Linked DNA regions of Homo sapiens: region 2 is linked to region 1. A link is a contact called in ENCODE POLR2A ChIA-PET data. All regions are on one chromosome and are shown on one strand. The core of a region is the stretch at or near the end of the contact, and the rest is flanking DNA. Distances in the headings are between cores, read along the strand shown. Region 1 holds the start of DPPA5 (developmental pluripotency associated 5). Region 2 overlaps EEF1A1 (eukaryotic translation elongation factor 1 alpha 1).

Region 1 (4,632 bases), core at 1,001-3,500:
ATACTTCGCAGATTTAGGACATAGTCTTATCTCATTTAATCCTCACTGCAACCCAATGAGGTAGATATAATTATCCCCATATTACAGGTGGAGAACTGAAGCACAAAGGCTAACATATGCCTGGTTCCCCAGCTAATAAGTAGCTGAGTTAAGATTCAAACCCAGGTATTCTAGCTGCTGTCCGTTTCTTACAACACTATCCTTAACCACTATGTACTATACCATATTGCCCCTCTTAAGAACAACAAAAAAATCAATGTCCCTGCCTTGTTGGGGTTTAAATCTTAGGAGTAGAGAGGAGGAAAATGACCAGTTAACACTATCGGTCGAGTTTATAAATGCCATAAAGAAAAAATAAAGCAGGTTAAGCAGACTGTAGAGGAGAGGATCTCCCCTGAGTATGGACCACCTGGGAGAAGAGAGCAAAACCCTTTGAAAATCTGAGATTTTGGCCAGTCACGGTGGCTCACACCTGTAATCCCAGCTACTCACCCATAATCCCAGCTACTCACCCATAATCCCAGCTACTCGGGAGGCTGAGGCAGGAGAATTGCTTGAAAGGGGTGGGGGCGGGGGAGGGGGGTCGAGGAGGTTGCAGTGAGCCAAGATCGCTCCATTGCACTCCAGCCTGGGTGACAAGAGAAAAACTCGTCTCCAAAAAAAAAAAGAAAAGAAAAGAAAACAAACAAAAAACACACACAAAACATGCTACACTAACAATGGTTCTGACTTCCCATATTTTTGTTGGACACATTTGCTTTTCAGCTTATATACAAAATGTCAACCTATTATAGGGTTGTTTTCAAGTGAGTCCAGGTCACTTGAGACAATCATCACATCTCCCATAGGTTTTTAGTTCAGTGCTGCATCTCAGGACCCTGGCTCCTCCACCCTTTTTGACACTAGCCAAGTGTGCCTTTGGACCCTCATTTTGTCTTTGGAGGATTTCAATTAAGGGTTAAGCTCAGGGCCACACTTCAGCTGTGCTTCAGAGATATTTAAGGTAGTACCTACAATCCATCAACCACACTGAACTATCAACTTATTTAAAACTTTATTGTTATTTTTAAAAATGGGAAAAAAGAAAAAACACTTTTTATTAACAATCATCAAAGAAATATTCACAACAAGACTCAGAGCCAAGGGTTTTCCCTTAACTCTTTAAGGGAACAAATGGTTTTCCCTTAACTCTTTAGGCTGGAGCAGATTTTAAAACAAGCTTAAGGAATCACTCTAGCTCTGGCCACAACCTAATCTCTGCAACCCGGCTTCATTGCATTGGCTGGAAACTGGTTCACTTCATCCAAGGGCCTAGTTCGAGGGCATTCATGGCTTCGGCAAGTTTGAGCATCCCTGCACCAGAAATAGCAACAGCGGCGTGAGTCTGGGGGAAAATAGTAAGCGCCCGGACTGTTCTCCGCCTCTTTCAGGGTTCGTTTCTGGGACTTCTGATCCAGGCGTTCTGGGCCTGAGAGTCAGGCCCAGAACCTTGGAACCCGAGACTACTCGGCCCATTCGAACATTCTCCAAGAAACTGAAGGGGGCGGGGAGACGGTTGAGATAGCTCAGATAACCCTGCCCAGTGGGTCCAGCACCAGCCGCCTTTCACCATAGTCTCACCCCTGGGTCTCCAAGACCGACGGCCGGCATTCTGGGGCCCCCATTCCCAAAGGGGTCTTGGGAAGGCCCAGATGCCAAGGGCACCCCTGGTGACGCCCAAGGTGCTGGCAGCGAGCAAGAGAGGAGAAAGAGGAGAGGGCTGGAGGAGAGGCGCGAAGCGGCCCCCGCGAGCCTGTGTTCCGCGTACCCAGTCTCTGGGCCTCTCACCTCGCTCCTGGCGCTGGCGGTGCCACTCAGCCATGGACTGGAGCATCCACTTGGTCCGGAGCTTGTACAAATAGGAGCCGTAAACCACGACCTCGGTGAGGTCTGAAGACTCCAGAGCCTTCAGCTCGAGCATGGCCTTGCTCACCTGCTCGATGTAAGGGATTCGAGATCCGTCCGGGCCTGTTGGGGAAAAGAGATGAGATCCCCGGGCCGGCTGAGACTCCCGAGCCGGGGCAGCCCGCCAGTACTGGGCACACTCACCGAAAATGGCTTTCAGCAGCCGCGTCTGGACCTGGAACACCTCTGGATCTTTCAGGTCTTCGGGAACTTTCACCCACGGCGGGATATGTCTACGTGCCGGGAGAGTTCCCATCTTATGACCCTCACAACCAAGACCACTCTCCAGCGCAAACCAGGCCTAATCACGCCGGCCGAGGCTCAGGGGCGATAAAGCCTCGCACCTGGTGGCCCCGCCCCCGGCCAGGCCCCGCCCCCGGCCCGGGCCAGGACCCTGAGTCCATGCCCCGCCGCCCTGGCTGCGGTCCAGCAGGTTGCCAACTCTTCCGCTTCCCGCGACTTCGGGAGAGCCTCACCCGGGCCCAGCTGTCTCCAAGTTAACTAGGGTTTCCACCTGCATTGACCTGTGTCTTTCGCACCAGAATCCCATGGGCTTGGGAATGGCTGGGGGCAAGGTGCTCTTGCCTCTTCCTCTAGGGAACAACCGGTGGGACCTGAACCTCGGAAAGCGGGCGTCCAGGCTTGAGGGTGCGAGGACCACCCAGTAGCTGCCGAATCGAGTTCCTGCCTCACACGTTCCAAAGAAGGGTCCGTATCCCCTCGGCCTTAAGGAGCAGGACCCGCGGCTCCACTTTGCTGGCGACCCGGACAACGTCCCGGGAACTCTGGAGGAACTCTTGCCATTGAACAAAAGAGAAAACCGAAATTCGGAAACTGATTATCTTACCTAAAGGGATTAGCGTTCTTCGAAGCCCCTGGCTCTAGAGTCTTTGAACCTACCCGGATTATAAAGCTCACCTGTGCCCTGCCTGCGCACTCCAGCCAAAACCGGTCCAGGCTTCTGGCTCCTCTGTAAATAAATTTGGTTTATTCGTTTTTTAAACATAGTGTTTGGAGCGATGCACTGGAGTCACTCGATGAGAGTGTGATTTCACTGTTTTATGGCTTTACAGATGGTGATTAAGCTGGCATTTCCAGTCCTGGTAACATCTAATGTCCCCTCAGCTGTCCATTATTGAGGGTTTCTTAAGGCAGACCTCTTCACACACACACGCACGCACACACACACACACGCACGCACACACACACACAATGGGTTCTTTTGCAACCACCAGTGTAGTTAATTTAGAAAATGATCATCAATAGCTAAAACTATCAGATGAAGACTGTTGAGGAACTAGATAGTCACAAGTTTGGAAGCCCTAGGCACAGATTATGAATTGCAAAGGAGAAAAAAACATTCCTTTACAGTAGAGACTTGGAAGAAGCCACCTTGACCCAAGTTAGCATCACCAATAATGGGACAAATGGATTTCTGGTTCAATATCTGAAAAACAAAAAGAGGACTGTTTTATTAATTGACTAAGACACTAAATGCTGTGTGCATAGTTCAAATAATTCTGAATCAAAGATGGGGGATGCATTTCAGGACAATGAAGGAAATTTTAATATGCCCTATATTTCAAAGTAGTATTAGAAACTTCTAAAGTTTAGAACTTCTAGAGTGGGATAAGTGTACTACAGTTATGTAAGATAAGGTCATTATTCTCAGGAGAAACATGCTAAAGTATGTAGAGTGAATTGGGTTTCTTTGTTTTTATTTTTATTATTTTTTAAATTAAATTTAAATTTTTTGAGACAGAGTCTCACTCTATTGCTCAGGCTGGAGTGCAGTGGCGCGATCTCTGCTCACTGCAACCTCCACCTCCCGGGTTCAAGCGGTTCTGCTTCAGCCTCCCCAGTAGCTGGGATTACAGGTGCCAGCTACCATGCCCGGCTAATTTTTGTATTTTTAGTAGAGACAGGGTTTCATCATGTTGACCAGGCTGGTCTCGAACTCGAACTCCTGACCTCAAGTGATCTGCCCACCTCGGCCCCCCAAACTGCTGGGATTACAGGCATGAGCCACCACACCTGGCCAAATAATCAAATATATATATATGGAGTCTTGCTCTGTCACCCAGGCTGGAGTACAGGGCACAATCTTAGCTCACTGCAACCTCTGCCTCCCGGGTTCAAACAATTCTCCTGCTTCAGCTTCCTGAGTAGCTGGGATTACAGGCACCCCCCACCACATTGGCTAATTTTTGTATTTTTAGTAGAGATGGAGTTGCACCATGTTGGCCAGGCTGGTCTCGAACTCCTGACCTCCTGATCTGCCTGCCTCAGCCTCCCAAAGTGCTGGGATTACAGGTGTGAGTCACTACACCCAGTCATAATAAACTTTCAATTTCCCATCTCCCATTCCACCTGCAGCCCAAGCTCCCTTTTTCCTGTGACCCAGACTCTTATGAAAAGCAACCCTCACTTCTATTTCTGTATACCTTACTTATTCCTAAACATGTTATTCCATGGTACCTTCCTTTGCATTTCAAGAAAAGTCACTCCGGACCTGCACTGTCCAATACAAAAGTCACTAGTCACATGAGGACTGGAAATGTGTCTAGTCTGATTTGAGATATGCTGTAAGTGTAAGCTACATGTAAAATTTTGATGACATTAATACCAAAAATTTAAATATTCTCATTAATAATTTTAGACTGATTATATGTTAAAATTATAATATTT
Region 2 (4,632 bases), core at 806-3,305, 160 kb after region 1:
GGGTGTGGTGGTGCATGCCTGTAGTCCCAGCTACTTGGGAACCCGAGGCACAAGAAACACTTGAACTGGGGAGGTGGAGGTTGCAGTGAGCTGATATAGCATCATTGCATGCCAGCCTGGGCAACAGAGTGAGACTCTTGTCTCAAAAAAAAAAAAAGTGTCAAAACAATAAATAAAATAAAAATATATAGGGCTGGGTGTGGTGGCTCATGCCTGTAATCCCAGCACTTTGGGAGGCGAAGTCAGGTGGGTCATGAGGTCAAGAGATCAAGACCATCCTGGTCAACATGGTGAAACCCCATCTCTACTAAAAACACAAAAATTAGCTGGGCATGGTGGCATGTGCCTGTAGTCCCAGCTACTTGGGAGGCTGAGGCAGGAGAATAGCTTGAACCTGGGAGGCAGAGGTTGCAGTGTGGCGAGATCAAGCCACTGCACTCCAGCCTGGTGACAGAGCGAGACTCTGTCTCAAGAAAATAAATATATATGTATGTGTGTGTGTGTATGCATGTATATAATTATATATATTATATGTAGGAGTTGGGGAGAATATGAAAACATTGTGTGTGTGTATGCATATATATATTACACACACAATGTTGTCATATTCTCCCCTAACTCCTACTTATCCTTCAGGTCTCAGCTATTCCTGGCAAATACCTTCTCTGGCCAGTCTAAATTATGTCCCTTTCATTTACTCTTCTCCCTCATGGTATATTTCTCTTTTCCTTCATAGTACCATCACAACTCAAAAGTAGCTAATTTTATTTATTGAATCTCTATCTCCCCCACTAACTATAAACTCAAAGGTCAATAACCATGTCCATTTTGTTCATAGCTCTATCCCCAATGCCTAGAACGGTGCCTAGAACATAGTAAGCACAATATTTTATAAACAAATTACTTCACTGACCTGCAAAATATCAGTTTAACACTCAGGTAGTCTATTTGTCTTCCTCAAAAAAGTTGATCTCTTAATTACTAAATGGTTCAACCACTTTGGAAACAACTCGGCAGTTTCTTAAAAAGCATACGCTTTGCCACTCAGCCCAGTAATCACTTTCCTAGCTATTTACACAAGTAAAATAAAAACATTATTACATACAAAACTATATGTGGACATTTATAGCAGCTTTATTAATAATTGCCCCAAACTGGAAACAACTAAATGCCCCTCAGCTGGGAATGAATACACAAACTGTCATACACCCATTAAAAAGTAAGAGATTACTGATATATACAGGCTCACGCCTGTAACCCCAGCACTTTGGGAGGCCAAGACGGGCAGACCACCTGAGGTCAGGAGTTGGAGACCAGCCTGACCAACATGGTAAAACCCGGTCTCTACTGAAAATACAAAAATTAGGCAGGTGTGGTGGTGGGCACCTGTGGTCCTAGCTACTCAGGAGGCTGAGGCAGAATTGCTTGAACCTAGGAGACGGGGTCTCACTGTTGCCGAGGCTGGAGTACATAGCACCATCATAGCTCACTGCAGCCTCAGCCTCCCAGGATGAAGCGATCCTCCTGCCTGAACCCCCCAGAGTAGCTTGGGACTACAGGTGTGTACGACCATGCCCAGCTAATTTTTATTATTATATATATACTTTTTTGAGACGAAGTCGCACTTTGTCGTCCAGGCTGGAGTGCAGTGGCGCAATCTCGGCTCAGTGCAAACTCCGCCTCCCGGGTTGATGCTGTTCTCCTGCCTCAGCCTCCCGAGTAGCTGGGACTACAGGCGCCCACCACCATGCCCGGCTAATTTTTATTTTTAGTAGAAACGGGGGCTTCACCGTTTTAGCCAGGATGGTCTCGATCTCCTGACCTTGTGATCCGCCCACCTCGGCCTCCCAAAGTGCTGGGATTACAGGCGTGAGCCACTGCACCCGGCATCTTTATTTTTTGAGACAGTCTTGCCCTGTCACCCAGGCTGGAGTGCCCTGGCAAGATCTTGGCTCACCGCAACCCCCACCTTCCAAGCTAAAGGGATTCTCCTGCCTCAGCCTCAGTTGGGACTATAGGCATGTGCTACCACACCTTGCTTTTCTTTTGTATTTAGCAGATCTTCTCGCCTCAGCCTCCCAAAGTGCTAGGATTCGAGGCACTGCGCCCAGCCTTTTGCTTTTTTTTTTTTTTTTTTTTTGAGATGAAGTCTTTCTCTGTCGCCCAGGCTGGAGTGCAGTGGTGTGATCTTGGCTCAGCCTCGTAACTATAGGCACCTGCCACCACACCCAGCTAATTTTGTATTTTCAGTAGAGATGGGGTTTCAGCATATTAGCAAGGCTGGTCTGAACTCCTGACCTTGTGATCTCCCCACCTCAGCCTCCCAAAATGGTGGAATTACAGGCGTGAGCCATGACCTGGCCTGCTTCATTTTCTAATATCCCTTGCTTAGAATTATTGCAACATTAACGTTTATCTTCATTGTCATTGTCTCCCATAGAACCCACAAAACTAAACCTTGAGATCCATGGGCCTGCTAAAAACAGTCCCAAAGTAAATGACAAAAATGTTTAATTGCCAATAATTAGGTAAGAGAAAAAGGACAGTTAAATATCAGGGTAGTTCTAGCTGAATGAAATCTTTTAGAATTACACTAAAAAGTAAATGGTAAGTTACTAAGTTTGGAACTTCATCTCAAAAGAAAAAAAACCATGAAGATAACACAATGCTAAAATGTGGCCTGTCAGTGTAAACTGTCAACATTCTCCACTATAAAGAACTGAAACTGGGTTGAGGTTAGTAGGTCTGAACAAATCGTGTCCCACTAAGAGCACATGGGTTCTTCCTTGAGTCACTGCCGAGGCCCTGGCACATCTGAGATTTAAAAGATAAATATCAGATTAACTGGGAAAGATACAGTACAGGCAGATCACTTGAGCCCAGGAGTTGACCAGCCTTGGCAACATGGCAAAATACAAAAATTAGCCAGGCGTGGTGGCAAAAACCTGTGGTCCCTGCTATTCAGGGAAGATCACTTAAGCCCAGAAGTCAGGACTGCAGTTAGCCGTTAACTTCCACTCCAACCAGGGCAGGAGTAAAACCCTGTCTAAACAAAAAAAGCCAAGCACTACCTTGAAATCAACTGAAGTTAGCTCTCACTTTTGAAATCCACTCCAAAATTTGTAACCAATTCCAACATAGTAACTGTTAAAAGAAATGCCACTTCATCTTAAAGCTTAAAATTCATTTATTGTAGTGAGCAAGTTTGTAATGAATACCAGCAGGTGGTGCTCAAGCCACAGTTGTCTAAGACACTGGGTTTCACAGGAAGTTAATCTCAATCTCAGTATATGCAAGTAAACTGACTCATTCCTGCTTCCAGTGGGAACAATTTTTCAGTTAAATCTTGCTTCCTTGCATGTCAAGAATTCTCTACTGGTAAATCTTACAGGTGTCAACTTTCATTATCAGGGCATCTATTGGCCATCTATTAAAGGCCTTACCTGTTTTTTCTGTCATCCAGCAAATCTTAGACTATTTACTTGTGTAAACATTAGATAGCAAAGAAACTAAGGACAAAAATCTCTAGTTCAATTTAGACTTGATACCTCAGAGCACTGGCTGATGGGAAGGCATTTTATCTAATTCAGACTCAGATGAGGGAAAACGATAACACTTCATTACAGACTTGTCTATGGCCAATTCAAGTACCTTTGAATCTTGAGCAATACACATTGCCAGTCACTTTAAGAGGCCTTATCTCTTGGGCTGCTTTAACTCCTGCTTAGCATGTCCTTAAGAACACATGTCCTGGCCAGGCATGGTGGCTCATGCCTGTAATTCCAGCACTTTAGGAGGCCGAGGCGATCACCTAAGGTCAGGAGTTTGAGACCAGCCTGACCAACATGGAAAAACCTCATCTCTATTAAAAACACCAAATTAGCACATGCCTGTAATCCCAGCTACTTGGGAGGCTGAAGTAGGAGAATTGCTTGAACCCAGGAGGAGGAGATTGCAGTGAGATTTTGCCATTGCATTCTAGCCTGGGCAACAAGAACTCCATCTTAAAAAAAATTTTTAAAAACCATCACACAAACAGAAAGCATGTCCTTTAATTTTACCTATCCTTCAAACTTAAGCAAAAATTTTCCTTTTATAACCAAAAAAAAACCTTTAGACACTTTTACATATGGGAGGTCAGGCACAGTGGCTCATGCCTGTAATCCCAGCAGGAAGATCGCGAAAAGCATTTTTCAAATGCACAAATGCTTAAAGATTCAGGAGTAAGTGGGCTATTACACCTGTTAAGCCTATTACCATGTAGTTTCATTCCTAGTGACCAAGTAGACAAACTGCTAATTATCAAAGCATAAAAGGTATTAGACTCTGCAGGAGAAAAGCAATGTAGATTAGTCTAATTTTATAGCTACTTCAAATTGCCATCTTTTTCTATTAGAACCTTGTTCCTATTCTGAATAGCACTCAATAGAACTTGTGAAACCATCAAACTGGCATAAAGCTTACTCCACTGACTTCAAAATGGACCCTTCCACTCATAGGGTGTACACTAGCCACTACACTTATTTCTTATGTCATGGCAAATAGTCAACTTTCACTGCCCAGTCATTTTAACCCACGTTTCAACATGCACATCCCAGTAATTTGGAAACATTTTGTTTCCAAAGATTCACT

The links. ChIA-PET counts read pairs that join two places held with the same protein, here RNA polymerase II (POLR2A).
Region 2: POLR2A ChIA-PET joins it to region 1 with 10 read pairs in activated T-cell. The contact joins the enhancer-like site here to the promoter of DPPA5 in region 1. POLR2A ChIA-PET finds 5 or more read pairs at or near these places in 4 of 52 experiments (H1, WTC11, activated T-cell and 1 more).

What each region holds. Positions count from the first base shown.
Region 1 is chr6:73,352,026-73,356,657 of GRCh38, forward strand. It overlaps DPPA5 (developmental pluripotency associated 5), which reads right to left and starts at 2,251. Exons shown (of 3, transcript NM_001025290.3): 1 at 2,089-2,251; 2 at 1,828-2,007; 3 at 1,038-1,353. The coding sequence starts at 2,200. The coding sequence ends at 1,295. RefSeq lists enhancers at 1,303-1,804, 1,805-2,304.
Region 2 is chr6:73,512,581-73,517,212 of GRCh38, forward strand. It overlaps EEF1A1 (eukaryotic translation elongation factor 1 alpha 1), which reads right to left. Exons shown (of 8, transcript NM_001402.6): 8 at 3,170-4,632. Among named protein-coding and RNA genes, the nearest start is that of EEF1A1, 6.1 kb to the right of the region's middle. RefSeq lists a silencer at 2,746-3,040. Within about 2 kb of position 2,056, at least 18 of the 41 ENCODE cell types and tissues checked have a DNase peak (open chromatin) inside an H3K27ac peak, as active enhancers do.